Regions from separate parts of the Homo sapiens genome. Here region 1 is linked to region 2. Evidence: read pairs that join two places in POLR2A ChIA-PET (ENCODE). Cell type or tissue: A673. All regions are shown on one strand. Links, peaks and the distances in the headings refer to the core of each region. The heading gives the core; the rest is flanking DNA.

What was found. Peaks named below come from ENCODE experiments on the same cell type or tissue, not always from the same donor. Only the 100,000 strongest peaks of a DNase experiment are listed, where the experiment ranks them.
Region 1: POLR2A ChIA-PET joins it to region 2 with 11 read pairs; 2 of 35 experiments call an interaction of 5 or more read pairs at or near these places.

The regions. Positions count from the first base shown.
Region 1 is chr2:234,831,500-234,847,923 of GRCh38, reverse strand. LOC101927896 (a long non-coding RNA gene) reads left to right here. Exons shown (of 9, transcript XR_002959457.2): 3 at 13,186-13,802; 4 at 13,896-14,087. Among named protein-coding and RNA genes, the nearest start is that of SH3BP4, 110 kb to the left of the region's middle. RefSeq lists an enhancer at 12,702-13,901. In A673, for the core only: no CTCF peak of the experiment used is centred there; a DNase peak (open chromatin) is centred at 7,463; H3K27ac peaks cover 391 bases.
Region 2 is chr2:235,012,234-235,028,657 of GRCh38, reverse strand. All of the region lies in intron 2 of SH3BP4 (SH3 domain binding protein 4), which reads right to left. Among named protein-coding and RNA genes, the nearest start is that of SH3BP4, 68 kb to the right of the region's middle. RefSeq lists enhancers at 15,427-16,003, 16,004-16,424. In A673, for the core only: no CTCF peak of the experiment used is centred there; no DNase peak of the experiment used is centred there.

The sequences.
Region 1 (16,424 bases), core at 4,865-9,864, 180 kb after region 2:
CAGCATGACAGTCCTTGGGTGAGTTTTGTCTCAGTTTTCCCAGCTGTACAATGGGAAGGTGGCCGAGGAGGTGAACGCAAGTAGGGCTTATGGGATGGGACTGAGAGCATGTGGGGGAGATATGGATGCTGTGAGGTTAGTGGGGGCTGAGAAGCAGAAAAGCGAGACGGGGAGTCGGGGTCCTGTAGCTGATGCTGGTGGTGGCAGGGGCCACACATGCATCCTCACCACAGCCAGCGGCAGGGTCATGCTTAGAGTTCAGTCAGTGAGCAGTTCTTCAAACTCAGTAATTATCTGGTTTTCGTCGGCTGGCAAATGCCTATTGGGCATCTGCTCTGGCCCCGGCATTCCACGAGCAGTTGGGCTGCACAATGACAAGATTGGGCCCTATCAAAAAGGACAGGCATTTCAGTGGGGCGACAGGAACGCAGACCAGTCCTGCAAGAGGAGGCCCTCTCCTCATTGCCTGATGTCCTTTGCTCTCTTTTCTCTTGTCTGAGCAGTAAGTTGCTTAATTGCTTGGCCACCTGTCCCCCACCCCTTGCCCCAAGGTGGTCATGAGACGAAGCACAGGGCTGCGTTTTGGGTGCCTCTCTCTTCACTCTTCTGCCAAACAGGCCTGAACTCATGATGCAATCCGCCGCCTGGGGCAGGACTAGTCAGGTGTCTCTTTTTCCACATCTTCTGGAACACACCTAGGAGGAGTTTCAGAAGGACCCAGACCTTCTGTGCTGACCCAGGGCCCTTCCTTCTCCTCTCTCCATCCCCTGTGGGATTTGACTATGCTGGTCCAAGGATTTTGTTTTAAGCCTAAGCCAGGGGTTTTATTTCAACTCTTACCTGAGAGCCCTGCAGTAGGGGTGTCTGGTGCTTCCTCATGAATACAATAGGGTCATATCTGTGCCCACCTCATAGGACAGCTACAAGGGTCCCAGGAGAAGGTCGCATAAAGCCCTTAGAACAGGCTCTGCACAGAGGAAGTGCTGGTGACTGTAATCAGGCCGTAATTACGCAGACTGGCTGTGAGTAAAGAGACTCTGTTGCCTCTTTGGCCATTGCTTGCGAGTTTAGCCTTATTAGGAGGGAATTCCATGGTGAGGAGATGAATAGCAGCCCAGATGCTGGCTTTCCTCTGGGCCCCTGACCACAGCAACAGACCCAAGAAACCTCCTGAGCAAGGAAAAGCCAGTGCCGAAAACAGAGATTATGTGCGGGGAGGGAGGAATGGAGTCTACATTGAGAGCACCCTGGCCTTGGGACTCCCATCAACAAAAGGAGGTTTAATTTCAGAAGGAAGGTGATCCTGGGGGCCTGCATTTATAGCGCTCCCAACTCATGTAATTCTCAAAGTAAGCTCAGGAGGTTCACAGTTATGAATGCAGGGGCTCAGACAGGTCCCTCCACCTCATTCATTGTCACCCGCCATTGTCTCTCCTCTACCCCAGGCTCCTGCCCAGGGTGTGGGGGCGACCAACTCTTCTGTCTCCAAAATGCTATTCTATTCTCTTTCTGCCTCAACAGATAATACATTTTTCTTTGGGGATGGAATGAAATGAAAACTTTCTGAATTTTGGCACTGTGTCTCTTTATCCTTTTGAAATGCCAGGCTCTTTGCTATTTTTGCTTTTAGCTGAGATATTGTATAAAGGTCCCCAAATGTGACAGGGCTCTGGTTGTCCGAGAAGGTTTGTGGGTTGATAATATAAATAGAAGCTGGTCCTTTCATCCAGCCCAATCTTTAGAGCTTTTTGCCAGGGCTCCTGTTTGGCTCATGTTCATGTTTGCTGAACTCCCTATTTATTTTGGACTTTGGTTTTTAGACCGGGTGACTCTGAATATCAATGGCTTAGCAACGTGCTATTTTTCATGAACACACCCCCAAAGTTTACTCTTTTGACTGATATTTGTGTTCTTAAAACAAAGACATTTAAAAAATAACACTATGTGCAAAAAGATGCTTATCTGTATTTATGTACAGATGGTTCTCGACTATCTTGGTTCAACTGAACAATTTTTTGACTTTACCATGGTGTGAAAGCAATACAGTGGAAACTGTACTTTGGGCACCTGTACAACTACTCTGTTTTTCACTTTCGGTACAATATTTGATAAATTACATGAGCAATTCAGCACTTTATTATAAAATGGCTTTGCATTAGAGGATTTTGCCCAATTGTAGGCTAATGTAAGTGTTCTGTGCACATTTAAGGTAGGCTGTGCTAAGCTATGATGTTTGCTAGATGAGACATAAAATGCATTTTTGACTTACGATATTGTCAACTTACGACGGGTTTATTGGGATGGAATCCCACTGTGAGTTGAGGAGCATCTGTATATATCTCTCTCTGTAAATTTCAAAGCAGACTAAATGTGCAGATAAGTCAATGACAGTTCCCCATGAGTAGAATATTATAAAGCCACTGCAAAACAACAAAGCACTACAGGCAATGCTTGTGACAGGTGAAATGGGCAGAATACCAAAAGAGTGTGAAGGCTTTACCTCCAAGTAGCTAATGTTTTGCATTATTCACATTCAACAGAGCCACCATTTATTGAACATCTGTTGTGTGCCAGGCACATAGCAAGGTGTTTTCATGTGCCTTTCTCATGAATGCTTGTGGAAAACATGAAACGGGCATCATGACTTCTGTAGACGGAAGTGTTCAGGCCAATGGTCAGGGTCAGGGTATATGGAAGGAATTCATTTGTCTGGCAGGGATTGGTTAACGGGACATGAGGGTCTGTTCCAAGCTGAGATTCCATGATCTAGCCATAACTCATACATAAATTCCACTCATCTCTCTCTGGAAGTAGGATTCCAGTCACGTCTCTCTGGACCCCTCTTTGCTTTCATCATAGTCCTGGTAGCAAAGCAACTCCAAGTACACTGAAACTAAAGGTGTGTCTGGGAAAGTTGGCCAAAGTGGACTGGCCAAAACTTTATTTATTTATTTATTTATTTATTTAGAGACAGAGTCTCACTCTGTCACCAGGCTGGAGTGTACTAGCGTGATCCTGGCTCACTGCAACCTCCACCGCCTGGTACAAGCAATTCTCCTGTCTCAGCCTCCCAGGTAGCTGGGATTACAGGCATATGCCACCACGCCTGGCTAGTTTTTGTGTTTCAGTACAGATGGGGTTTCACCATGTTGGTCAAGCTGGTCCTGAAGTCCTGACCTCAGATGATTCACCTGCCTCGGCCTCCCAAAATGCTGGGATTACAGGCATGAGCCACCATGCTCCACGTATTTTTAAAATGTAAACAGACCATAAACAATGTACAGATCTCAGAAGAGATGAAGGGGTAGAAAGTAAATGCTTGTTCCTTTTCTGTTGGCCCCAGACCCCCATGTCCCTGGCTCCCTTTTTTAGTAGCAGTCACTGCTGCCACTTCTTGCCTCACCTTCTAGAGAGTCCAAGCATATAAAATATTCTAAATATGACTGTCTTTATCCCTTGCTTTTTACACCCAAAAGCAACACGTTTCTTTTTCAAATGGTTTTCTCCCTTCTCCAATGCGACATCTAGGAGCTCATTCCACATGGGGGCATATCAATCTGCTTCATTCTTTTTAAAAGGCTGCATAGATTCAATTTATTAATTTACTTAAATATTCCTTAGCAAAGGGTCTTTAGATTGTTTCCAATTTTTCCTAATGCAAACAATAGTAGAATGAATAGCACAGACACGTATCATTTCGATACATGGGGACGTTTGTACGATAAATTCCTGGAAGAGACATGCTTTGTCAAAGGACATGAGAATTTTTAATTTTCCAAATTACTTCCATAAACGATGGGATAGTTTAATCCCCCATCCCCCTCAGTGGTATTTGAATTAGTCTCCAGACTGTTCACTTTCTGGTTCAATATATGCTAGTGGGCTGGGAAGAACACAGGTTAGTGCCAGTGGAATGGACCTGGCCAATTCACTTCTCCGTGAATCTCAACTTCCATCACCGCAAAAATGAAATGCCACCTGTCCAAGCAACATCACAACTTCTGTAAAGACTAAGTCAGAAAGCGTTCAGTGCCATAACTTGTCAACTCTGGGAGTGTTTGGGAGTGCCTTTGGTCAACTGCAAAGCTTAATGTGTGTGCTTCTCCGGGCCAGCATGGAGGCTTTGTGCTCTCCTCTCATGCGAGGTTCTGTTCAGTGGGAGTCATAACACCTTTGAGCATCCTCAGAACCAGATAAGGAGGCCAAGTGAGTGCACGGTGCCACCGTGGAAGGGGTTTGTAGAAGTCATAGGTTGGTCTGATTTCCCTCTTAAGGCTGCAGGCTGGGAGAAGGTCAAACAAAGCTCAGAGCGGCTGGATGTGTCATCCCAGCAACCTGGCCATGCCTGGTGAAATATGACAATGCCACCCTCACTAAGTAAAGAGTACAGTGACCATTGAACCCTACCCATGGCATCTGTGAAAAACTGCTTGGCTGCCGAACACCACTGTAGGAGCTGGGAAGCATAAATTTCAAATGTTCATGTCCTTTTGGGGAGAAAATGTGAGTTGAATTCTAACTTGAACATTACATTCAGAATAAAGTTATTAGCTGAGTGCTTGTTTTCTTGCAGATTCTACTGTAGTGTTACAAAATAGAGCACCTAAATAGCTATTTTTTTTGGAAAAAAATCATTATTTTTTCTGGGGGGAGGGGGTGGGGGCGGGAATGGAGTTTCACTCTGTTGCCAAGGCTGGAGTGCAATGGCGCCATCTCGGCTCATTGCAACCTCTGCCTCCCAGGTTCAAGTGATTCTCCCACCTCAGCATCCTGAGTAGCTGGGATTACAGGCTTTCACCACCATTAATTTTTGCATTTTTAGTAGAGAAGGGGTTTCGCCATTTTGGCCAGGCCGGTCTTGAACTTCTGACCTCAAGTGATCTGCCCGCTTGGCCTGCTAAAGTGCTGGGGTTACAAGCATGAGCCACTGCGCCCGGCCCATTGCATGCCTTTTAAAAGTTAATATTTCATATCTTAAGCTTAAAATAGTAAAGTAACTATATATTATACAAACTTCAGTCAATATAGAAGTGTGTGAAGTGTGAGACTCCTCAATTCCTTGTCCCTACCCGCAGCCCCAACACCTACATGCACTAGCAGGGGAAAGTTAGATCTTTACCTTTTTGAAAGCTTTTTTGGGGTGCATATTAAAAACTATGAATATGCACATGTATAAGACTATATAACCCTTTTACAAAAATGGAACCCTAGCAACACAGCGACGTGTAGGTTGGTTTTTTATGTAGATGATATTTTGATAGAGGGTGGCGATCTTTAGCTCCTAGAACCAAGGATGCATCATTTGCATTTTCCTTTGTGTTAATCCTGCACATACAGAGTGTGATGTTGAATTTTTCAGGCACACTCACCATGGTGGGGGGAGGGGTCAGAGAGTCCAGGCAATACCCTAAGAGAAGCGAGTGACCAATGCTGTGTATCCTAGAGAACATAACAGAATTCAAGAGGCATAATAGTCATCTTCAAATACCTGAGAGATTGTTAGAGGGAAGAACCGTTGCTCCATTCTGGTGGCTCCTGGAGGGGTGTCTGTGACCAGCTGATGGAAGCTTCAGGGTAGCAGAGATCAATAGACCCGAAGTGACATCCTAAGAATGTTGGTTTTGAGTCCTACTGGCTGAGTTCCAATCTTAGCTCTTCTACCTAGTAGCTGAATAAAGTCCCTGTGCCTCAGTTTCCTCATCTATAAAATGGGGTAAGCAAATACTTCTTCTGTGCTGTTTCTATGAAAAATAAAAGATATTCCATGTAAATCTCTCAGACTAGTACCTGGTGCAGAGTGAGCTCCCCCCATAACCATAATGGTCCTCCCAATGCTTTTGGTTGGTCAGCGGGCTATCTATGAGCTCTCTGGTCATTGATGGCCATATTAGCTTTCAGTGCTCAAAAGACTGACAGTCTATATCCCTATGCAGCACGACTTCAGAAAATCCCATCTTTTACCAGGTTTCTGTCATTGTGAAACTCCCCAATTCCTCCCCATTTCTGAGAATACCCTGCCTCCAGATGTGCCTGATCCTCAAGTCTGTCCTTGTTCTTTCCCTGTTGCTCAGCTGGCGGCTGACTCCTCCCCTGCTCTCTCAGATGAATGCCATTTACTGAACCAAAGTTGGCTTCCTCCAGGCTGGGTGGATCTTCCCTGCCCTGCTTCACCCAAGCATGATCCCAGGCTTCTCTTAATTCCCCACAACACAGCAAAAAACATACTGGATTGTTTAACAAAGCTTACTCCATGTAGGGAATGCCTTGGTTCCTGTACCCACCCCTGACGTCACCTGTACTATGGTCATAGTTGCTGTCTACCCAAGGGGACACATCTGCAGGTGTGGCGACACCATGGAATCAAGGCTGGGTTGCTTATGTCCTTTAAACTGTGGTCACTTGGCTCAAAGTCCAGCCCCTTGGGGCCCTTGGCCAGATCCATTTCCTTATTCTTCATTCTACTCCAGCCTGGGCAACGGTAGGCTGGTAAATTCTGTCTCAATAAACAAAACAAAAAGTCAGAAAGCCATGACTGTAGCGTTTGCCATTTTTTTTTTTTGGCATGTAAATACTCTCACCATGGTCTGTTTCAAGCTACCAACAGCTTAACATCTTGTTTGGAAAATTTCTGCCTGTTTGGTTATTGGCCTTCCAGGATGCATTGCTAGGCAGAGGCATGTGTGGTGTTCCTCGTGGCTACGTTGGTTCTGGGTATGATATGGGTACTGACAAGCAAGAAAATTGGAAGCAAGGAGCTCATTTCACCCTGCACAGAGTTTCTGTGGCAATTTCTCTTGTCTTGAGTTTCCAAACTAGAGGTCTGGGATTGAATGAAGTGAATGGGCTAAACTATCTTTTTGTTTTTTTTAACTTTAATATCCTGTATCATTGTCACAATGTAGCCTTCTTTTCGTGTATCTGTGAGACTCCTCCCTTGAACGAACCTCAAAGCTCTAGTTTGGGGATGGCAGATAGGGCACCAGGGCCAGTTTTCTGGAACCATCTATGCTATTTTTATGTGCTGGATATAAAAGACTCATGCTTTTTGACCTTTGCAGGTACTTGTGACCATCACACATGCTTCTTCCATAAAGTCTTGTCCATAAACTATTATCCACCAATTGAAATTTTGTTTAAGAAATAAAAAAGGAGTAAAAGTCCTTGGGACTCAATACTGAGGACTATTTTCGGTTCACATGCCTTTCCCTCCAAGAATCCTATCAGTCAGATTTCTGGGTTAAACTTTATTTTCACCCAGTATTTTCAATCTCTAACAGAATAAACAGCAACCCCAGGAAATAGATACATCTGCAGCTCTGCAAAGAATAACATTCCCTCCCCTCCCAGGCGGGGAGAGAGCACCGCAGTCCCCACTCCCCCAAGAAGGAGGCCAGATGCAAGGGAGTTTCCTTTCTTTGGCTGGTCTTCTAAGCAAAGTGAAGAATTCTTGGAGCATGAGTCATCTGTCCTGATTCCACGCGGCACTGCATGGCCAGGACCTCCTGGGGAAGAGGAAAAGTGAGAAAGAGGCTGTATTAGTCAGGGTTCTCTAGAGGGATGGAACTGATAGGATAGATGTATATATGAAGGGGAGTTTATTAAGGAGTATTGACTTACACGATCACAAGGTGAGGCCCCACAATAGGCCGTCTGCAAGCTGAGGAGCAAGGAAGCCAGTCTGAATCCCAAAGCTGAAGAACCTGGAGTCTGACATCCTTCAATCCAATCAAGTTGACACTCAATATTAACCTACAGAGGCGACCCACCACTCATGGTTCTGTGTCCCTGAGTAGGGCTCCCAGTCACTGCCCATCTTCTCCAGAGCTCTGCCCAGTTGTCACTTGAGGGTTGTAGTTTTCAAAGTGAGACTTAAGAACATGGGACTATATATATTTATGTATATATCCAGCAGTGTAGAGCTCAGGGTTGTCAAGAGGCCCAGAGAAGAGGGGAGCAATCTGTGCCTCTTTCTGCCTTGGTCCTGGGCCAAGGGCCATGTGCGATAATGAACGGGTCATGGCCCTGATGGGTGCATCTTAAACTGCAGTGAAGAACTCACCCTCCTCTTCTGCAGAGAGTCACCAGGGCCAACCCAGAGGCTTCGGGAAGCATACCTTTCAAAAGAGATGAGGAAGTTCTGGCCCAGATTCTCTGAATGCAAATATTCTCTATTGGTAAAAAGAACTCATTCTGGGACAAATCTTCATTCTGAGTTGTAGGCAAATTACCTTTGTGGTCACCAGACAGTAGCTCTGCCAGTTTGTTTTACAGCAAGTATGTAATTTAAGAGGTGGACATGCCCATTCCCAAAGGATTCTTTACTTTGTCACGAGATTCTTGACACAGGATTGCATAAGGTTTTCCAAGGTTTGCTGCAAGTTCATTCACTACTTGGATGGCCAGAAAAGCCTGCGATGTCAACGTCACTGTCAATTAAGGTCAGTCAGGAATGCAGGAAAAGGCCCTTTGGAATTGCCACCCAAGTCTTCCATCTGGGGTGGTTTTGCTAACAAACAAGTTCTGCAGGACCCGATGCCTTAGGACATTAGTGCAGTCTTCCTTGTCATTTAACTTTGGAATTGCTTAAGTGGGTTTCTTCACCATGACTCTTCTCAGGACTCTGCATATGAAAATTTGTGCGTGTCCTAGAGCCAGTCATGTTACAATTTCCACAATCTTATGTGACTATGTCACCCTATGGATTTGCATCTATTTTTACTGACCCTGTTCTGAGGAATCCAATTAAGTAGCTCAACTACCAATCATGCTCCACAAATCAGCTGGTGTTTAGTGCAGGAAAAGCTCTTCTGAAAAGTGTGCTTGTTTGTTTTTATACACATTGTTGATAGGGTAAATAACTCTTACATATATGCTAGAGACTTCCTGAGACCCCACCTGGTGGAGCCCGATAACCCCAGAGAAGGATTTGCTTACCCTGCTGGTCTCATTTCTCCCTTGGAATCCTGCCCTATCTGAGGAGCTGGTCAGGATGCAGCGGGGAGCTGGCATCTGTGCAAATGTCACACTCACCATCATGTCATCCACCCCACGACCCCTTCCTGAAGAAGACACAACCTCAGTTTCTTCAAATGCCTGATGTGTTAGCTTGGATTCTATCAAACAAGGACAGTGGCAGAGTTTTGGTTTTGTTATAAGAAGAAACGCTGCGTTGTGCGAGTGGTCCCAGTGTGCACGTCTGGGGTGTGCTTCAGGAAAACGTTAGGCCAATGATCAATTCCCAGGTGTCTTGACCCAATCAGTTTATTAGAAACAAGCTTTGTTTCCCTTTCTTACAAATATCTTCTCCACCACTCGAAGTCCTGGACCTGCCTGGTTTCAGTATTGTAGTGGGGTTCTCTTCCTGTAGGTGCTAAGTGGGAAAGGGAATTTGACAGCCAACCAGGCTGTTTGTTTTAAAACAGTCATCCAGGTTAGGGGTGGTGAACATAAAATATGTTCCAGAAAGGTTGTAAAATGATCCTTCCCTTGGTCATCTCCGGGAAACCGTCTTCTGAAGGTCATTTTTAGAAACAGGATTCTAAAATGAATTAAAGCAGCTCACCAAATAGCCCCTAGAGTCAGAATCCACTTGCACTTGTTATCATAATGAATTCTCAGACACAAGAGTAAAGTCAAATACTAGAAAACGGTTTTAAGGTGCTTTATTTAGCTCTTTCTGTGTGTGCATTGTTTATTGGCAGAATTCTCAATTCTTCTCTTCTGCCATTAATATTGAGTGAGCATGTGTGTGTTAATCAAAGAATAGCACTTTTGGGGGATACATTTTAAGGGTTTAAGTGTAATTATTTAGTTTAGAATTGGCTGGAATATAAGCTCCTCGGTGGAATATGTGGGAAATTATACAATGTGTATTATTGATTCACCATTGCAATACAAAGATGAACCCCTTTTTTGTGTAAAAATCAGTATAACTGCTACAATATGAGATATGCAGTAGTCCCTCTGCTGATGCTGAGGAGACTGTCAGCTCTGTGTATCCGAGGAGGCATTGGTTCCAGAATCCCTATGGATACCAACATTCATCGATGCTCAAGTCCCTTCTATAAAATGGCACAGTGTTTGCATATAATCTATCCTCATCCTCCCATAAACCTTCAATCATCTCTAGATTACTTATTATACCTAATACATGTAAATGGTTGTTGTATTGTTTTTAAAATTCATATTATTATTATTATTATTTTTCCCCTGACTATTTTTGGACCACAATGGGTTGAATCCTTGGATTCGGGTCCTGTGTTTACTGTACTGAAAATGTCAACAGCAAGGATCATGGTAGGATGGAGGGGTGTTAGGGGTTGGGCCCTGGAGTCATAAAAATTGCACTGTGTCCTGGCCTCTCTGTTTACCAGCTGTTGAATCTTGTGCCTGTTACTTAATTTCTGTGAGTCCCACTTCCCTCATCTGTAAAATGCAGAGGGCACTAGTAACTTACCTCATGGTCTGAGAATTCTTTCACTCGCTCGTTCAATAATTGATTATGCACCAACCAGGCACTGTCACCAGCTCGGGGAAATAGGACAGAGGCAGCATCTTGTGAATATTCAATACATATTGACTCTTTTTTTTTTTTTTTTTGAGACGGAGTCCTGCTCTGTCGCCCAGGCTGGAGTGCAGTGACGCGATCTTGGCTCACTGCAAGCTCCGCCTCCCGGGTTCACGCCATTCTCCTGCCTCAGCCTCCCGAGTAGCTGGGACTACAGGCGCCCGCCACCATGCCTGGCTAAATTTTGTATTTTTAGTAGAGATGGGGTTTCACCTGCATATTGACTCTTACTTCCCAAATTAGTAGGAAGAAGAGGAGAGGTGCTCTTGCCTTATAAATATCCCTTCCCAGGTGGGCGTGGTGGCTCACACCTGTAATCCCAGCACTTTGGGAAGCCGAGGTGGGCGGATCACCTGAGGTCGGAAGTTTGAGACCAGCCTGGCCAACATGGAGAAACCCTGTCTCTACTAAAAATACAAAATTAGCTGGGTGTGGTGGCGCATGCCTGTAATCCCAGCTATTTGGAAGGCTGAGGCAGGAGAATCACTTGAACCCAGGAGGCAGAGGTTGCCGTGAGCCGAGATTGCACCATTGCACTCCAGCCTGGGCAACAACAGTGAAACTCCATTTCAAAAATAAATACATAAATACCCCTTCCCTCTCCCTCTGGGGTTTTCTTGTGTATATATTCACTATAACTTCTGTAATAAAAAATTTCCATTGTGAGGAGGAGAAAGGTCGCAAGATGCTCTCCAGTGAGTTATAGCCTGCTGAAGTGCTTGCAAATGACATCCTGTAAAAGCAGTGTGCGAGGAGCAGTTACGGAGATGTTTCTCTGAGGATTTATGTGTCTCATGGCCCTCTGAGCACACACTTGCTGGTGCCCCTCTCCAAGGTCCCTCTCTGAGGCCACACCAGTTTGTAGCACTTACTGCCAGTCCTGTGGCTCCAGGGCTCACTACGTACACTGCAACTGCCCTTCCTTCCCAGGACTCACTCTGTGGCTCGTGACCTCAGATAACCTTGGACGCCAAATAGATAGGGAAGCCCTGGGATTTGTGCCTGTCAGGGAAAGAGAGAACATACCCTCTACTTTGCTCATAATCAAGAAATCTGATTTCACAATTGGCTACAGCTAAAGCCCTTTGATGAAATGTTTCCAAAACACTCATTAAACTGTTTTGGAAAATGTAAAGATGGGCCTGTAGCGCAGACTGAGGTGTGTGCATATGTGTGTGGAGTTGAGACTCAACTGTGCTACTGGGAATTTAAGATGTTAGAGGCTGGCTGGGGGTGGAAGCAAAGGGAGAACAAGAGGAAAGAGGGTGGTGTATGGAGATACCTGGCAGAGGCCAGGATCTAACAGGAAACAGTAGCCATAAACAATGCCCTGTGTAAAACCAGGCACCACATGTTTGGGTCGAGGAGGCCTGGCATTGAGTATGAAGTTGGCTGCCTCATGATGGGCCACTAATAGCCTTGCATCCGGGAAATGTGAGGGACAACCGGGGAGGAGTGTGTACAGCAGGGCAAGCTGACTGCAGAGGGAGGCTGACAGGGGCTGCAGCTGAGCGCCACACTGGGCTGCTATCTTTATCTCTATGCTCACAGGTAATTTTAAATTTGATTGTCAGGGGAAAAGCTATATACATGGAAATGCTCCTCATGTCACTTACAATGACAAAAAAATAGAAGCTCTGGATTTCTATCCATATTGAAATGGTTAATTAAATGTCAGTATTTAATAGTCATGGACTGTTGTGCGGTCATTAAAGCAGATCATTATGAAGACTGGGGAGCAACATGGGAGACAATTATGGTACACGAATGAAAGGAGGATATAGCATCTTACACCCAGTACGATGGCAACTAATAACACTCAGAACCGTGTCATCGAGCACCTACCTACCATGTGCCAGGGAGGAATGGATTCTGGACCATCAGAAAAGGTCTTTGAGAATGGGGCATGCTAGGGAGTAACAGAGCAAATGAATATGCAATGAGAAATCATGAAAAATTCTAAATAAATGGCCAAAAAGGTAATATGTAACGAAAACATATGAAAGTTCTATGGATATAAATAGGGCACAGTGGATTCAGAATAAGAGAGAATAGCCTACTTGAGAATAGCTGGCTGGGAACCAACCCTGCAAATCAACAAAAGGCTGGAAGGAACACATGCAAGTCAGAGCAAGGAAACAGAGGTTTTGTGTGGAGGTCATGTGGGTGCCTCCTTGGGTTCAAGTCCTGGCTTCTCTACTTACCTGTGTGGGACCCTGGGCACATTCCTTAACTTCTCTCTCAGTTTTCTCATTTGTAAAGTGGGGTTAACAGTATCATCTACCCCTTAGGGATGAAGGGATTAATGCAGGAAATCACCAACAGCTAGTATATAGGATACATGTTCAATAATTGTTAGCTATTATCATTGTTGTATTATTTTTTTAGTCTTGACTTTCAAAAACAATGTATTAATATTGCACAGATAATTATAATGTCTAAATATAAAGAAAATAATTTTTAATGTGTTAGTCTGGATCTTCCAATTCCTGGACGGTTGTGAGTGTGTGTGTTTGTGTTGGGGGAGCATATCCTTTGGATGTGAACGGAGAAGTTGGGGCCTTGGTTGTCGCTGGCAGCTGATTCATGAGGGTAACCATTTTATCTTGTGAGGGCAGCCATCTTCTATCCCAAGGGCAGCCATCTTCTATCCCAAGGGCAGCCATCTTCTATCCTGAGGGAAGCTGGCCTGAGGATGAAGCCAGAATATGGAGAAGAGGAGAAGGAGATGGCTGAGAAGCAGAACGGAAACCTGAACTGCATTTTTCTTAGAGCAAGAATTACATCAATTCTTCAAGCCAAGTTGAGCACTGTTGGTTTCTGCTACTTGGAACTGAATAAACTCTGACAGATACTGTACAGGGAACAGTACTTGGGGAGCTCCACTTCATCTGAGGCCTTCGTGAGTGGCTTGTGTCACATTCCTGGCTGTTCAGGCATCAGTCCTGGTTTCCTGGTGAGCTCTCTGCTGACTCCACCCAGAGCTCCCTTGCTTCCGTCTCTGCAGCAGCTACCTCCGTTCTCACACATGGCTTCTTCTGAGTTTTCTTATTTCAGCCAGTACCATGGAACTCTCCTGACCTTGTGGGCTTTGGGCAGAAATAACTCCACTCCCCACTTCTCTCCTAAATTACTGGCAATGGTGATACTGACCATGCAGGGAGAAACCTGAGCTGTTAATGCTAGGAGCGTCAAGCTGTTGGTAGTGAAGCCATCATCCTCTCCAAGTTCCCAGGTAGGAAACATTCCTCTCTTCTTGCTCTCCACCCAGTCATAAGGTCTTGTCAATATTTTTCTTTGCACTGTGTTTTTGCACTATGTCTTTCAGATACTTCTTTGTGAAAATGATGCACCAGACTCTCATTTGTCATCACTGGGATTACTGTGATCTTGTCTTGAATTTCTACGAGTTTCACATCCACGGTGGTAACTTAACCTGTCACTGTCTTGTTGCCTACACCTGCATTACCCAGAACTACAGCCCAGGCACAGGCCCCTTCCAGGATTCAGGTGGTCTCCAGTGAGTGAATCAAATATTTTTTGTGTGAATCTGTTCCCCCTACCTCATGGCTCTCAGCTGTAGACCTTCTTTCATGTTTGGCAGGTAAAGCTGTGGGACCAGAGGTGGCTTCATAGTGATGCTATTGAAACTGAGCTTTGCTTGCCTGGATCCCCTCCTAAGATCCCGGAGGGGCCCTAGCTTTGCGTTCACATGGTCATACAAATTTGAAAATTTGCTAAACTAGACCAGGTGTGGTGGCTTATGCTTGTAATCCTAGTGCTTTGGGAGGCTGAGATGGGAGGATCATTTGAGGCCAGGAATTCAAGGCCAGCCTGAGAAACATATTGAAACCTTGGCTCTAGAAAATATTAAACAAACAAACAAAAAAATTAGCTAGACACGGTGGCACATACCTGTAGTCCCAGCTACTTGGGAGTATAAGGTGGGAAGATGGCTTGAGGCCAGGATTTCGTGGCTGCAGGGATCCAGGATCATGCCACTGCACTCCAGCCTGGGTGACAGAGTGAGACTCTATCTCTAAAAAATAAAATAAAACGAATTTTTTTTTTTTTGAAACAGTCTCACTCTGTCACCCAGGCTGGAGTGCAGTTGCATGGTCTTGGCTCACTGCAACCTCTGCGGTGCAGGTTCAAGCGATTCTCTTTCCTCAGCCTCCCTAATAACTGGGATTACAGGCACCTGCCACCGTGCCTGGCTAATTTTTGTATTTTTAGTGGAGACAGGGTTTCACCATAATGGTCAGGCTGGTCTTGAACTCCTGAACTCGTGATCCACCCACCTCGGCCTTCCAAAGTGCTGAGATTACAGGCGTGAGCCACCACGCCTGGCAATAAAGGGGAAATTTTTTTAAAAAGAAAATTTGCTAAACTAAGATGTGGCAATGGGAACAGTTAATACCATTGACTCTTTCCATGTAGATGCCTCCTATGTCCACACTCACCTCACATCAGGCGGGTGTTGGAGAGTGTGGGAATGTTAGGGATCCTCTAAAGAGAAAAAAAGAGAAGCTGGGTTGTGGATTCGTTTAGTTTGTGTTTAGTGATATGTATATATATGCAGTGTGCAGTCACTTTCATGTAGAGCCAAATGATTCTTAGCAAGGTTCACAAGCTCATTAGTGGCAGTTAGGGCTGGAAATCTGGTCAGTCTGATTTCAGCGATAATGACCTTAGCAGTGGCTTTCATGTGTTTAGGTCTAGAAATAGGCCTTTGATTTCTTAACTAAAAGGATAATGGTCTTTGTTAGCCATGTGCCAGTATTTAGCACAGCTTCCTACCTCCTTACTTGATCCCAGCAGTTTCTTGTTCGCTCATCCACTGTTACTTTACTTAAACTGTATTCTGTCAAACTGAATTCCTTGCTTTTGCCGAACTCTGTCTCAGCAAAGAGCATGTTCCTTATGCTCTTCCCTTGGCTTGAAATGGCCTTGCCCAGACATATCTGTATGGGAACTTATTTCTTTCTGATTTGATACAAAATACCAACACCGATGAAGATAACATCAACTCACAGTGTATTATTATAATGAAGACGTTGGTGATAAGCTGGTTAAAAAGTGTCATCAATTCAAAAGGTATTTAGCATAAGTTAATAGACTAGAAACACTGAAATGCCCCCAATTCTTTCTTACAACTCATGTATGAAATACATTTTATAGAGATTCCCCCAAACCTAATAACACTTAAAAAATTTACATGATATTACCAATAAAGTTTTGTGAAGTAGAAAGAAATTTTCATAAATGATCAATATTAAAAAACTAATTTCCTTCAACCATGCTAGAACTAAGGCTAAAAATATGTTTCTTGCTTTTTATAGAAAATAATATTATAAAGTTGTTGACATTAAAAGGCAGTGAGAGTATACAGCTAAAAATATGTGGAAAAAAGAAGATCATTATACAAGTGTGTCAGCTGGTTAATTAAAATATTGTTATTCTCGGTTATGTGACGTTTGTGTTATTTCTTGGTTATTTATTTAACAATTATAATTTATTATAATTTCTCCTCTTATTCAAAACAAGAATTTATTTTTATATCTAAAATATTAAATTTTGTGTTCTTTTTCTGAAAGCCTAACCCCATTGTACAAATGTCAGCCTGCATGTGACCTAGTATTTCTTCTGGTGCAGTGCAGCGGGAGGAGGACACTCTTCCCTAAGCATGTTTCACTGCTTTTCCGGCAATGTAGCTGACAGCTGAAGCCAGCCCAGATCCTCACAAAGGCCCCCACAGCCCTTCTGGGTTCTGTCTGCGGCTCCAGATCCTTGATTCTTGGGGTTGGCCTGGGGAAGTCAGACCTTGTCCCCTCTTGGGTTCCCTTTTCCATCTCCA
Region 2 (16,424 bases), core at 5,431-10,430:
TGAGAATCTGAGCATTCCCAGGACATAAGACCATCTGTTTGTCTTTTTCTGCTCCTGTCATGTGCATGGTTGGCTCTCAAACCCGAATGAATGAACGAATTCGGTTTCAACAAAGATGACTGTTTCAGAGGTAACTCGGTAGGTATCTCTGGGATAATCTTTAAGGGAGCCAAATGGCTGATGTGATAGGATTATACTCAGGAGACTGAATTTAGGAATTCTACTCTGTTCCTGAAACCTAAGCCACACATTCTCAAAACACCAACAGGTTCCCTTGGTGGGCACCTCGGGTTTACCTGGACAGCCCAACAAGCTTGACCACCGTCTACTCAGCAGGTCCCAGTGGTCACTTCTCCAGGACAGCCTGCAGTTGCAGGGCCCACCCTGGGCAGGACAGCCACCACTGGATCTCAAGACCCCCTAGAAGAGCAGGCTCCATCTCACCTCTTCACCTCCCAGCCGGGGTCAGGTCTAGGAAGACAGGAAGGCGCATTTGAGCTCATAACTGATAAGTTTTTCCTTTTTCTGTGCAAAGGCTGATTCATCCAGAGACAAAAGAGGCTGCTCTTGGCTCCTCCCCAGGAACCAAGAGGGCAGCGTCTGAACAGACAACATCACTGCATACAGAAGGAATCACTGACAGATTCCGGCGGCAAACTCAAGAAGCCGCACACACCCCCTCCGCTACGGCTGCTGTCACGCCACGCATAGACTCCAGATCACAGAATATTCTCCCTGTGGCCTCTGCCAATGATCTACCCCAAGGAACAATTAGAGAACAAACCAATCCAGAAAAACCAACCTAACGAGAGCATGTCTGGGGCGGAGAAGGTCTTAGGGAAACCTCAGGCTGAGCGCACAGACTGTTCACGTTCTCCTCCGTTCTCCTGCGGCCACGAACCTGAACGCTGCAGAAGGAAAGCAGCTGGCCTGGAGGGGATCGAGGCATAAATGCTGCCCTTGCTCCTCCCCTGCCAATTCCCTGTGTGCCCTGTTTAGAATGACTCATTCTCCATGTTTGATGATAATTTCTGGAGTATCATGTTGATTTCATCAGATTTCCTCCGGGTTAGAAAACAAAAAGCGGGAGATTCCACCTGCTCTCTGTAATTTCTGTCACCAGCTCTGTCGATGGAAACTCATCACATCTGCTCATCTCCCTCCGCGAGCAAGAGTGCATTCCGGAGGACCCTAAAACCCACAGACATTCCGCCCCAGCAGGTCGGTCCTCCTGTTACTGACGGCCTGACACCCAGCACCCCGAGCTTTGGACCCCGTTGCTATAGTGGAGAAGCCTTCGGGGCCTGGGGTGGGTGGGAGGGACTCCTGGCTTTCACAGAGTCACTTGATGGGACCACGAGGAGACCACGGGGTTAACACCCCAGCCTCCTCTCTCACTCCAAAGGCAAAATCACGGAAATCTGCCTCCTAGTCCTGATCCGACTGGTCTGGGCAACAGCCCAAGTAGAGTCAACACCCGACTGGTGTCCCTCCCAGGATGCTTCTGGGCGTGGCTTGGCAGGGAATGCAAGGCTACGACTCAGGGCGAGGACCAGCCCAGGTGCAGTGAAATCCAAACCTTTCCCGCCACCTTAGCAGATGCCCCGCCTGTTACAGAAGCCTGATCAGCAGAACCTTTCCTAATGCTCCTGGAGCACTGTCTATCGTCATATCACCCTGAACGTGCCTGATCTCGCCTAATGCACCCAGGGCACAGGAGGAACATGCTGCCTGGGGCTCGGGCGGGCTGCCTCTTCCTGGGGGAGAAAACAGCAAGGCCCATCGGAAGGCATGGGCAGCCACCGACAGGCACGCCAGCCGATCAGACTCACTCACAGTGCCCCTCTGGGTGCATTTCCCTAAACAACTGAGTTCAATTTAGGAGGTAGCAGCGGTTATTCAGAGCCAAGACCACGCCACAGGGTGAAAAAATGAGGAACGAGGGCAGGACCACACGTTCCAGTCTGAGTTTGAGAAAGGTGGGCATATCCTGGGTGCCACATCTACCTGGGACTACGCACAGAGGTCACCTTAGTGAACATCTACGGAGTGCCAGGCTCTAGCAACGAGGCTCTGTGCTCAAAACTAGGGACAGAAATAAATGGAAGAGAGTTGGTTTTGAGGGAACCCGTATTGGAGACAAATCAACAAAAGAATGGAAGACCTGGAGGGGAAGGAGCGCTAAGGTTCTCTGTGCCAGACACCGGGTTATAACTTGCACACATTCAAGGCTTAACTGTGGGTGCCAAGCTGGTGACTCAGACTCCAGAGATGCGGGGAAAACAAGGGCCATGAGTCGTCACTAGGTGTTCCTTGCTTGCTCAGTTTTTATTGTAAAAAGTGAGATGGCTAGCGCGGCTGGAGTCATGATTCCAGATGTTTTCACTGGCCAGACTGAGAACATCTGAGGCTGGGGATCCCCCGACAGGTCAGGAAGAGGAGGGGAGGGCGTGTGAATCCCTCTTCAAGGCCTGAGCTTCTTACCTGGCCTCCTCCCTTTCCTGCCTCCCCTCTCCTCTGCTTCCTCTATTCCTGGCCCCATCCCTCCCCCATCCCCTCTGTAGGGTTGTTCTCAGCACACTGCACAGATCCCAGAATCTCCTTGCATTCAAAGCAACCATTACTTCAGACTCTTCAGAGGCCCCCACAGTCTGTGGGAGACATTCTAAGCTTTCCAGATTCTTCACACCTTCCTCCGTACATCCCATGCACTCACCAAACACAGCTACTGTTTCTTCCAAAACATCTCCAGACCTTGTGCCTTTCTTCCCACCCACTTTCTTGAAGACCCAACAGGGCTCCCCATTTCTATAACATCAAAACCTACCGATTGGAGAATGACCCCCTGAAACAGTGCCTTTGCCTTTGCAAATGGAAGTCCACCTCTTTTCCTAGCTCTCCTGGACACCCGTCATCATCTCTAGGCATTTACTGCTTTTATCCCAGGCATCGCACTGTTCATCGTGCTTGTTATTTTTTCTTAGTTCCCTAACTACACTCGTTTCCTTGAAAGCTGGTGACTTGGCTGCTCTGTCTTTATAATTTTCCAGCATTGAGCGCAGTGCCCAGCCCAAGCTTGGATTGTCTCCCACAGACTGCGGGGGCCTCCGAAGCTTGGTGCTTGGTGCCATCTGTGGCACGGATGACTGTTGCGCTCAGACATTAATTCAGCATCACGTGCATTCAGGACCAGTAAATACACAAGGGAAAGCAGGACCCGGACCTTCCCTCGGCTGCTTATCATTAAGCTGGAAAGACACACACATGAAACCAATGCCACAGGAGAGGGGTGGGGGCCCCCACCATGTCTTCTGGGTGTGGATGGGACTGGAAGTCCGCAGACACCTTGGCTCGCTTCCCTAGTGCGCTCCTGGGTCAAAGCTCTTCACCTACATCTTCCTTCCCCGCCCTCACCCTGCCGCTGAGAATCATGAAGAGCTCACAGACACACCAGTGTGTACCTGTCAAGTGCTCATCAAGCCTGGGGTTTAGGCAGACATTTGTGGCAATGGGCTGCTGTCAGCCCCCTTGAATCACATGGGAAGGCTGGCCCGCCCGTGTCAGATGGCTGACAGCAAACAGGCTGTGAAGCAGGACCCTGTGATCAGCCCAGACCAGAAATACTTCCAAGCTCTGGTCCCCAGCCAGTGACCAGAAATAAAAAGTGCAACTATCTCTGAAGACGTTTTAAGAGCAGCAAGCAGAGAGGCCCATTCATTTGACTGGGGCTGGCCAGAGGGTTGTACTCAGACTCCCGGCTCCCACCTGCCACTTAAGACCGCAAAGCTTCGGCACTGGAAGGATTTGTGCCCTCCAAACACTACTCACTGACTTACCATCTTCTTTAAAAAAAAATCAACTGTTATTAATACTTCTTTATCAATCAACCCGCTTTTTACAACTTGATAGATCTTTTCTAGTACACATTAACTCAAAGGAATGTTTTAAAGTGCATCTTAGGTGCCATTCTGAAAACCGCAGAGCTAGCCAGCCCCACACATACATCTTACAGATGAGAAAACTGAGGCCTCACTTTTATTGAAAGGGGCTTTCCCTGATGAAAATGCTGGATCTGAAGAGGCTGGAGAGGGGGAGGCGGCTTCTAGGGTTTAATACTGTTCCTGATTCTACCAACAGTTCTCATTAGTGACACACACATGCCATGTCTGAGGCTCAAGGAATTTCATACTGTGAGGACGTGAGTGGAGCCCTGAAGCCAAAGCAGCCATGAGGATGCCACAGTCGTTGCAAAAAGCCACAAGCAGAAAGCAAAGCCCACCCAGTGGATCTGCTGAAAAAGCGCCAACACACCCCAGGATGCCTGACCTGCCAACCCCATGCATGCAAACTGTGGATGGGCCCTCAGGGCGTCGCTTAGGAGAGATGACTTTGCAAGGTGTCACTCGTTAGTTTATTGTTTTAGCCTCTGCCTCTCAGCCAGACCTTCAGCCACAAAGAAAGGGAGCAACTGCAGTTTTAACCACCAGTTTATCAAGAATCTGGCCTCTAAGCAATGAGTACAATTTGTGAATGAATGAATGAATTTCCTTACTGAAGAGCTCACATGTCCATCAATTACTAATCGAGATATCTAGAGCAAAAAAGCAATGAAAAATCCATCCTTGACCAATATTTATTAAGAAAATGAGAGGGGACAGAATTCCTGTCCCTCCTCCCCTCCCACTGTCCCTCAATATACCCGTCTTTAGGAAATCAAAGACGTAGATAAAGTGCTTGGTGACATGGAGATGGGAGCAACCTAGTTCCTCACACAGAGCTTGAGGGCACCGAATCTCCAGAAACAGCTGTGCAGCCATTACAATTCTTCTTAGGCTATTTAATAGAATGGAAAATCCATACAACATAATATTTAAAAATTTAAATCCACAGATTGTATAATAAAATCTTCTACTTTGTTTTCAAAAAAATACCTTTTATAGAAAAAGAAGAGTAAATTCCACACTGAATGCTAACTTTATCTCTAGGTAGCAAGTGTATGGAGAGCTCTTTTCCTCTTCAAAATTTTCTTAATTTTCCTAAGATTTTTCTACAATCAAAAACGCTTTTTATAAAATGAATTTCCATTCTTCTCACCCCCCACCCCACCGCCCGAGATGGAGTCTCACTGTGTCACCCAGGCTGGAGTGCAGTGATGCGATCTCGGCTCACTGCAACCCCCACCACCCGGGTTCAGGCAATTTCCTGCCTCAGCCTCCCAAGTAGCTGGGATTACAGGTCTCCACCACCATGTCCAGTTATTTTTTTGTATTTTAAATACAGACAGGGTTTCACTATGTTGGCCAGGCTGGTCTTGAACTCCTGACCTCAGGTGATCCACCCGCCTCAGCCTCTCAAAGTGCTGAGAGTATAGGTGTGAGCCACCGTGCCCAGCCTGAATTCCCATTATTATTCTGAAATATGAGGCCTTGATTCCAGCAGGTCTTTGCAACTTTGTAAGGCCATGCTACGAGCAAGTGAAAAGGAGGCCAGCTGAGCTGATTCTGGACGCTCTCAGATACTTGACTGAGCACCTCTAATTGTGTACTAATCCTGGTGGATCTAACTCCAGGATTCCCAACTCCAGCTCTGTGATTTGGGGAAAGTCATTTTGCCGTTACATGAAAATAAAGGTACACCTATTTCTCCTGGCCTTATTACTCCACTAAGTAGGAGACATGGGCTACTGGCTAGAAAGATGTGAGGAGGGACAAGGTCAAGGAGTGGGGCCCAACCAGACCCATCAGGCCCCAACTGCAACTCTGCAGAGGGAGCACCACCCTGACCCTGCTCCTCCCAGCAAGACTGCCACATTTTTGCTAGTGTAAGTGGCACAGCAGTGATCATCTTTGTATCTAATCATACTCCATATTTTGGGTTATTTTCTTAGGACTGCTTTCAAGTAGAGTAGGAAGGGTTGCCAAAAGCAGTCCTGGAAGACTGTGACAATCCATCCTCTCAACAGCGGCGGGTGTCCAGTTCTCACCCCTAACTAGCAGGTCAAGAAAAGCCTTGCTTATCTGACAACGAGGGGATGGGCCGTCAATGTCTCGATTCACCCGCTTTCAACATTTCAATCCACCCTCCTTTGACCATTAGTCAGAAATAGTTCAAGTATCAACTACTACTTTTTTTTTTTGGAGACAGAGTCTCGCTCTGTCGCCCAGGCTGGAATGCAGTGGCACGATCTTGGCTCACTGCCGCCTCCACCTCCCTAGTAGCTGGGACCACAGGTGTGCGCCACCACACCTGGCTAATTTTTGTATTTTATTAGAGACGGGTTTTCACCATGTTGGCCAGGCTGGTCTCAAACCCCTGACCTCAAGTGATCTGCCCGCCTCGGCCTCCGAAACTGCTGGGATCACAAGTGTGAGCCACCACACCCGGCCAAGTAGCAACTACTTCTTATGTCCTACCTTGTGGATTATCATTTTGCACCTTCTGCTCAATTACATCCTAAAATCTCAGCAGGTCGGCTGCAAATATCTCCCCCACTCTGTGCTTGCTTGCACTAATCCATTTGGTAATTTGATAAAGTCTCAATTATTTAATCATATCAATCTTTCCTTTGTCATTTCCCCTTGATGCACAGAAAGGCCTCCCTTGATGACAAATTCAATAAACATTCACATCTATTTTCCTTTACTTAAAAATAAAAGGTTTGTGGACTGACATTAATGTACAAAGAATTTATTTTGCTTCTCGGGGAGGGATGTTACAAAATTAACTAGCAAACAGATGAGCAATTACTCCTGCATGAATTCCTGAACAATTTGTCCCCTTCTGACTCATGTGATGTCATCTTAATGCATTTTTAAATGTGTACAGACACTAGGGTCTGAATCGGGGCTGTTCTGTGTCATTAGTTTGCCTATATTTACCACAATATCAACCTTTATTTAACCATGATAGTTCTGCTGTGTTGGACTACATGGAAGGTCTGGCTTCTATGCACTATTCTATTTCAAAGTCCCATCAGTTATTTTTACCTTTTTTTTCTTCCAAATAAACTTTATTATTATCATTTTTTTTTTTTTTTTTGGAGACAAAGTCTCACTCTTTCACCCAGGCTAGAGCACAGTGGCATGATCTTGGCTCACTGCAACCTCTGCCTCCTAAGTTCAAGGGATTCTCCTGCCTCAGCCTCCTAACTGGGATTACAGGCATGTGCCACCATATCTGGCTAATATTTTTTGTATTTTTTTTTTTAGTAGAGACAGGGTTTCACCATGCTGGCCAGGCTGGTCTCAAACTCCTGACCTCAAGTGATCCACATGCCTCAGCCTCCCAAAATGCTGGGATTACAGGAGTGAGCCACTACACCCGGCCCTCTTCCAAATAAACTTTAGAATAATTTAATAAAATGTCTCCCACCATCTCATTTGTGCAAAAACATATTCCCACTGGGATTTCCTGGGTACTGCTTTACAAGAAGTGACATCTTTATACTATTCCATCTTTTCTTCCACAAATGTGGTTGGGTCCCCATTGATTTAGATATGAGTCCCAGAGCAGTGTAGGGCAGAGACGGCCAAACTTTTCCTGTAAAGGGACAGAGAGTAAATTAAGCTTTGTGGGGCCATATATTCTCTGTCACAAAGACTCAGCTCTGCCCTTGTGGTCCAAAAAAAGCTGTAGATGATACAAATAAATGAGTAGGATCATGTTCCAACAAAAATGTATTTATAAAAAATAGGAGGCAGACTACAGTTTGCCCCTCCCTGGTGTCAAGATTATGAGGGTGGGACACTCTGCCTAGAGTCTGGCTGATGGACTTGGGGCCTTGGCACTACCAATCACCAGCTGGGAGGCTCAGGACAAAAATCACTTGCCCTTGAAAGGACTCCTTAGCTGCAAAATGGAAACAATGAAAACACAATGAGATAATAGGTACACAAAAAGCACTTCTTCTAGGGTTGATGTTATAACTGTTGGGTAACACCAGCACTACCACCAACAACTACTAGCTGTAGTAGTAACAGCAGTAGTCGGAAGAGGACTCAAAATGTTTTCTTTGCAGAAAACATTTTTAATACATTATGATATTTTAAATTTGGGTTTGGATGTTGTCATCGCCATGAATGCCGTCTCCTTTTCCGATTATATTTTCAGGAGATTATTGCTGCAAAAGAGAAGTCACTTATTTTTTCTGCTCTTTTTTTTCCAGACAGGGTCTTGCTCTGTCACCCAGGCTAGAGTGCAGTGGTACAATTTCGGCTCACTGCAACCTCTGCTTCCTGGGTTCAAGCAATTCTCCTGCCCCTGTCTCCTGAGTAGATGGGATTACAGGCACGCGCCACCACGCCTGGCTAATTTTTGTATTTTTTGGCAGAGACAGGGTTTCACCATGCTGTCCAGGCTGATCCTGAACTCCTGACCTCAAGTGATCTGCTGCCTTGGCCTCCCAAAGTGCTGGGATTATAGGCATGAGTTACTGAACCTGGTCAAGAAGTCACTTATTTCTATATCTAGGCATTTTCAATTCAGTAACTAAAATCTTGTTTTAAAGACACCCATTCCTACAAACCTGCTTCAGGGCAAGCCAGAGTCTGCCCAGCTCAGTGGTGTCTGTTTCACTGCCTTTCCCGTTCTTTCTCTTATGTCGCAAAGAAGAATCTTCCTAGATTCGGTGGCTCTCCCTCGGGGGGTCCACAAGCTCCAGCTTGAGTTTCTTTCTCATAATCTGATCAATAATCAATTCAAATATCATTTACAAAAACATTTCCATATAGAACATGTAACTTGCTTTTGTCTCTTTTAAAGATTTTTTTTTTTTTTTTTTTTTTTAAGAATCTTTAGAGTATAGTTTGGGAACTCTGGCCTCAGATCTCTCATCTGGAAAAGGAGGAATGGAATGGACCACCTTCTAGATTGAGAAGGTAGCAGCAGCAGAAACAGTGGTGACAATAGAACTCACCCTTCCCTGGCCAGGCGTGGTGGCTCACACCTGTAATGCCAGCACTTTAAGAGGCTGAGGCGGGCAGATCACCTGAGGTCAGGAGTTCGAGACCAGACTGACCAACATGGTGAAACCCCATCTCCACTAAAAGTAAAAAATTAGCCAGGTGTGGTGGTGCATGCCTGTAATCCCAGCTACTCAGGAGGCTGAGGCAGGAGAATCGCTTGAACATAGGAGGCGGAGGTGGCAGTGAGCTGAGATCGCGCCATTGCACTCTAGCCTGGGCAACAAAATCGAAACTCCATCTCAAAAAAAAAAAAAAAAAAAATTCGCCCTTCCCACCGTCAAGCCCATCATCCTCACACAAGAGGCTTTCCCTGCATCTCTCCCTTTCTTCTGCCCCCAATCCAGCCCACTGTGTCCAGTCAGTGTGATCGCCAGTGTATTCCAGTCTGATCTCCTCTCTCTATTACCTGCTCCCGGCTGTGTGCACCATCACTCACCTGAGTGCCCTGCAGCGCCCTCCTGGGCTCCCTGGTTCCACTCCCTCCACCCACCCACCAACAAAACCATTCTCCTTAGGGCACCCTGCAAATTAAGTCTCTCCAAGGGCATCTCGCTGCATTCAGAACAAAATTTCACCTCTTGACTAGGCCCCGAGGCCCTGCCTGACTTTGCTCCTTCCTGGTGCACAACGGAACTGTTCCTGCCCCAGGACCCTTGCACTAGCTGTTCCCTCTGGCAGGCAAGCACTGCTCCAGAACGTCACTTGGCTGATAACTTTTGCCACCCAGATCTCAGGCCAGTGTCACTGCTCCAGAAAGGTCTATCTGACCACTCGCCACTGCAGCCCTGCTCAGCGGGTTTTGCTGTTTTCTTGAGGGCACATGACTTACCTCAATCAGCTTTGTCTTTAGGTCTTGTCTATTTCCTGGCTCCCTCTGGAAGGTAAGCTCCGTGAACAAACTCCGTTCCCAGATGTGCCCCGATTCCCAGAACAACACCAGGTATGACTCAGTCACTCAGGAAAATGGGTTTAAAAAAGTAACTGGAACCCAAAGGCAGCATTGCACACCAAAGGGGACCCCCAGAGCACCCCAGTCCTGCCTCCCTTTCTCCCAGAAGTACTTCACTGTGGAAACAACAGTCATCTAAATTACTCGTAATAATACCTATCTTTTTTGCTCAAAACTTTCAGGAATGTTTGCTTGCAAAGATCATGGAGGGGTGGAAGAATGATTTACCTATTCAATAAAGCCTCCCTGAAGGCAAGCTTATGCCAGAAGCATGCTAGATGCTGTGGTAACTAACATTGGTGTTTAAGAGGGAAGTGGCAGCTTTTCCTATTCACCTGCCCAGAGGCCTGAACCTGGCTATTGCACACTGGCCTGGGAGGGACAGCCTGTACCCGTACCCCACGAGACTAAAATAGGCACAGGGACTGCTGTTTTGTTTGATTTATTGCTCTACCAAGCCCCCTGCCCAATCCCCTGGCTTCTGGAACTGCACCTCACTCCCAGCAAGCACCCAGACTCTGTAGAATGAACTCAGGGCCATGGTCTGATACAAGTTACATGGAAACAATCACCTCATCCAACTTTCTTCCTCCTGCAACCTCCCTGCCCCACACCAAGGGTTTGGCTACACCATAAGCCACTTAGACCCTTGAACACAGGTAATCCAAGACCCTGTAAGCTCTCGTCTGCCCCCGCTCACCCTGGGCCATGGAGATCTGCCAGGGCCCCAGAATTAGGGCCTGTGTCTCACTTCCGTACAGAATGTTTATGTAGGTGGTGTTGATAGGACCCAAGACACTAGGTACCTACAGTGCTTTCTGCTCCAGTGGACCCACCAAGAGTCTTGCTGCGTTTCAGGAAGAACCAAAAAAACTGGTTGAATATCAACCATTTGATGTCGTTCAACCTAAAACCAACATTCTAAAATAATTCATTACAGATTTAATGTGGCACTGCCTCTAATTTCCTGAGAGGGATTTTAATGCTGATAACACTACACCCATATGAAAAAGCAGGGGAGGGGGCCTGACACACGGCACCCAGTGAATGACACTGGGCCCCTGGAGGGCAGGAGAGATAAGCACGTGTGCAGAAATATCAATGCTCACTCATGTCGATAAAGCAACTTATGCCCAGTCACTCATCCTGAGAAGACAGATGGGAAGCCAGACACAAAAGCTCAAGATAACCCCACAGATGACGGTGAAACTGATTAATTAAAGTCTGATCTATGGATGACAGAATGCCAAGCAGCCATTAATATGGCTTAGGAAAGGATTTCTTTTTTTTTTTTTTTTTTGAGACTGAGTCTCGCTCTGTTGCCCAGGTTGGAGTGCAGTGGCACGATCTCAGCTCACTGCAACCTCTGCCTCTTGGGTTCAAGCAATTCTCTGGCTCAGCCTCCCAAGTAGCTGGGATTACAGGTGCCCACCACCACACTTGGCTAATTTTTGTATTTTTAGTAGAGACAGGTTTCACCATCTTGGCCAGGCTGGTCTTGAACTCCTGACCTCGTGATCCACCCACCTTGGCCTCCTAAAGTGCTGGATCTCACCCAGCCAGGAGAGGATTTTAAAATACGAGAAATGTGAATATATTAAGTCTTAAAGTATTTTACCAAACAATAGTATAGCATAGTCTCAATTTTCTTTGGGTACATGAGAAGGCTATATACCAAAAAAAAAAAAAAAAAAAAAAAAGAAAGGCAAACAGAAACTCGCTGCCGAAAGTGAGATCTGGGTGATTTATGTTGTTGCTTGTAATTTTCTCTGTGTTCCCTGTATCTTCTGAAGTCAACGTGTTTTGCTCTCAAGGGAAGTGTCAAGTGGCATCCCCATCCCCCATAGACAGAAACCCGCATCTCTGCATTAGCTCGGAAGGGATGGATGGATGGATGGATGGTTGGATGCACAGACAGATAGAAGGGTGAATGAAAAGATGAGTTGAGGTGGCTCACACCTGTTATCCCAGCACTTCGGGAGGCCGAGGTGGGTGGATCATGAAGTCAGAAGATCGAGACCATCCTGGCCAACATGGTGAAACCCCATCTCTAATAAAAATACAAAAAAATTAGCTGAGCATGGTGGTGTGCGCCTGTAGTCCCAGCTACTTGGGAGGCTGAGGCAGGAGAATCGCTTGAACTCACGAGGGCAGAGGTTGCAGTGAGCCGAGATTACGCCACTGTACTCCAGCCTGGTGACAGAGTGAGACTCTGTCTCAAAAAGAAAAAAAAGAAAAGAAAAGAAAGGACGAGTGAATGGGCGGTGGTGCTGAGGGCGGTCAACTCCCCAGGCCCAGCTTAGCATTCAGCATCACCAGACACTTCCAGTCACAGAGGAAAGTGTTCCCTTTCTAAGTACAACACCGCAGCACACCCAGTACAACACATGCTCAGGTGACTTACAGGAAAATTGCCTGGCCTTCCAAATCCCTTCTTACACAGAAGCAGCAGAAAACAAAGCACCTCTTACTTTCATTCCTCAGATGTGCCTCGTGTTTTTGGCCCAGGTCTCTGTCCATGTGGTTACGTCCATCACAGCAAGCTCCCCTGGGCCCAGTGCAGTGGCCACCTTAACTACCCCTCTCCCCTCACTTCTCCTCCCCCCACCCCCCACCCCTTGCTGTGACATCTAAAGATGTCTCCAGACATTATTTAATATCCCTGGGTGGGGAAGCAACTCTCCCAGAACTATCGCTTTAATCTGAGCTTCTTAATCCCAGCCAAATGTGTGTCCCCCAAATCTCTGCCACGTACCCCCATGTGACTGATGCTGATGAGCACAGGGGACCCCACGAGGCCCATCGTTTGCACCTTTCTCATACTGACCCAGCTCAGCCACTCTCAAGATCAACTAGCAAGGCGCCCATGGCTGTGGTCTCTTTCTGGCAATACCATGCAGGAGGACACCTGAGAGGGAGCTTCCCTGGATGACGTGTTACTCTTGAGACAGGCTGGGCACCACATTAAATAACCAGCCTCCCAGATGGTTCACACCTTTATCTGTTCTCAGCCAGCCCCATCCTCTGGCCAACCCCACCACTCAGATCTTCAAGAACCTGCCCACAGCCTCTTTCTTCCCAACCTTCCTCTACCCGCCTGGGAAACGCTGGCTCACCAGAGTGAGCTGTACCCATCACAGTCACTGAAACCCTCTCACTGCTGGTCCTTCAGGCTAACACTGGACTCAAACCATCCTTGCATTCCCCACAGAGCCCTGCAGTCATGCCTAAGCACTGCAGTTATCAGTCACATGATCTGGGGAAGTCGCTGACCTCTGTGCCTCACTGTCCCCATCGACCATAGGGAGGGACAACAGCAGCGAGGGCTCCCATGTGAGATAATGTGGCACAGGCCTGGGGCATGCTCTGCAGAGGTTAGAAGTTGAGCCTTCTGCAGAGGTTCATCGTGACCCAGCTCACACCCAGGCCCTACATTTTTCCTCAATAATAGCTCAAAGTCTGTGAAAGTTTGTTTGACATACTCTTATTTTTACTCAGCCTTGCTGCTTCCCAAGTGTTCCACTGTGGTCTGGAATGCAAAGAATTACACCAGATTGGGTTAACAGGTGCTTCATTAAATTGGGTAGTATGATTTCTTTATTAACTACTGATCAATTACTAAATTTTACCTCCACTGACAGCTGTGGCAACTATGGGCTGCGCATAGTGAAGGTTTAGCAATATTCACTGCACCTTATTTGCATTTGTTTGAGCCATTTAAGGCCCAAACAAGGGGTTAAAGGATAACACAGAAATGCTTGTGAGCAAGCACCTTTTGGCTAAAACCTAAATGCCACCAGGTCAGGGAGAGGATAATACTGAGAAGTCACTATGTTCCCATTGTTTTATTACACTTTGTCCCTTCTAAAGATGCTGAAGTCCTCATCCCCAGTAGCTGTAAATGTGACTGTCTTTGGAAAGAAGGTCTTTGCAGATGATCAAGTTAAGATGAAGTGACTGGGGGGCCCTAATCCAATAGGACTGGCATCCTCATTTATACAAAGAGGAAATGTGGACACAGAGAGATGCAAACAAGGAAAGGTGATGTGAAGACCCGGTGAGAAGGTGACCAACCGCAAGCCAAGAAGGGATGCCAAGGAGTGGAAGCCAGGAGCGGAGAATGGGACAGATTCTCCCTCACAGCCTCGGGAGGAACAGCTCTGCTGACACTTGATTGTGGACATCAGGCTTCCCGAACTGAGAATAGATGTCCACGGGGAAGACACCTGGCTGGTGGTGCTTTGTTATGGTGGCCCCAGGAAACAAACATTTCCCTAAAGGCTAAAACTGAGAAGGCTGGGACACACCCCTATTCTCAGAACTCATTTCCCCCAATGCCATGTGGGCACTTCTTCCCCAGCGCCTCCAACATCTAACACAATGCAGACTCCAAGAGCACACAGAGGGTAAGCTCCCCAAAAAGAGGGACGAGGCCTCCACCACAAAACTCGGCCAGCCTCCACGCTCGCTGAGTGGACTTTCCTAAGAGCCCAAAGTATCCGGCATCGCCCGATCCTGCTCGCCAAACATTCCTGAAGGATCAGGCTGATGTCGGCAGGCAACGGGTAATTACACCTCTATATCCACCGTGCAATTTATAAAATCCTGCTATGTCACCGTAAGAGCCACGCAAAGGCATTTCTTTTTTTTTTAAGTTGATTAACATATACTTTAATAGCTAATAATATTATGATAAACCTTTTAGTAAATAACAATTTTATAGAAAACAATAGTACATAATACACATATATTCTATAAGTACATTGTTTATATATGGTAGATAGTAGTAATCATTTGCATCTGAAATCAATCCTAGGAGGGGGTTAATATTATCATTCTGTTTTATAGCTGAGGAAACTGAGGCACAAAGAGGTTAATCTTCACACTCCGCTTACTCACCAGGTGACCCTGGGCAAAGGCATTTCTTGATGGCAACCAAATCACTGGGGCTTTCACACTAACTTTCACTAAGATACTGGAACTATCTGAACATTGCAATTAACTAGGAATGCGCTCAAACCATTAGAAAATGGGGGGAGAGGCTTGGGAATAAAAGGACAGAGCAGAACGGAGACCCTGGAAGCGACTGCAGGCAAAACCCCCTTACCCTCAGTCCAACAGTTACATTGGGAGCTCTTGAGGCAGTGTTGATCTCCCCAGAAAATCAAGTTCCTCCTGGTGGGGCCCAACTCGTCTGCAGCGGTATATGCACCAACTAACAAAATAATTACTAATGCAAATGAGTGCCCATCCCTAGTCACAGCTCTAAGATCAAACTCCAAGGAGAAATTTCCAGCAGCTGGTAGGAGCTGAGTGAAAACCAGCCAAGGGCGGGAGACCCCAGCCTGCAGGAGTGCTGGGAAGCACATGGACTGCCCAGACACCGGAGACAACTGGAGAAGGGGGAACAGCTCCATACACAAGGTTCCTGCGTGATTGTGGGGAACACGGGCTGGACCTTCTGCACAGAAGGGAGGAAGGGCTGGCAGCGAACCACACAGGCCAGGGAGAAAGCCACTCGGACAGCGGAGGCCTGAAGACCTCCTCCCTTCCCACGCTGGCCAGATGTGCCTTGCGAGTCAGCACTTAGGGTTTTAATGTGTCTTCTCTCACAACTGAATCTCACCTCTGCTGATGCAAGATTCATTCTGGGAAAAGACCAGGGAACAGAAAGGCTGTTTTGGAAACATTTCTTTTTATTGTGAGTGGGCTGAAATTTCCACAGCCTGGGAGAAAAGCTGTGTCACCATCTGCATTTAGGGAGCGTGCACATTCGGCGTCCGGCCTCCAGCCCCACAGCCTAGGCGCAGAAAGGCCAGCCCTGCTCCTGGAGGCCTGTGCACTCATCTGGTGTGGTCCTTGGCTTTCTCACCTGATCCTTGGTAAAATATTAAAAACTCATCCCTGTCTCCTTCCTCCTGCTCCTTGGACCACAGTGGGGACTAAGTTGGGACAATGGCACGGCATGAGTTGGAAATGCATGTTGGGGTTAGAAGTGCGTAATGCACTCCGAGATGGAAACGCATTTTAGGGTTAGATGTGCGTAATGCACTCCGAGGAGTAAGGTGGGTGATAGCAAGAGCTGTTGCACCCTGCAGGCACTGCAGCCCAGCCGGCCAGGCAGGTGAAAGGAGGGAACTATGAGCGAGGCTTGGGGTCAGGCCAGGCCTGCAGGCACACAGGTCACCCGGCAGTAAAAGGAAGAGCCCTCCCTTGCGGTGCGGCTGGTTATTGTCCCCACTCAGACACAGGGTGTGCTTTCTTTAGGTGGGATGTACAATGATCCAAACATGACAACCAGGAAGAAAACTTGGCAGACAACTCAGGCGTCCCCTCGGCTCCCATTTATAGAACGTTACAGGACACATTTGTAGCCACCACCCTTCTCAACCTGTGTAAGTGGAGCCTGGTCAGCAATGACCTGTCTGTGGGGTGAAGACGCTGGGTCACTGGCTGTGGCTGTCAATCACTGAACTGTGCTGTGTGCAGCAGGGACCCCAGGGATGGTCTGC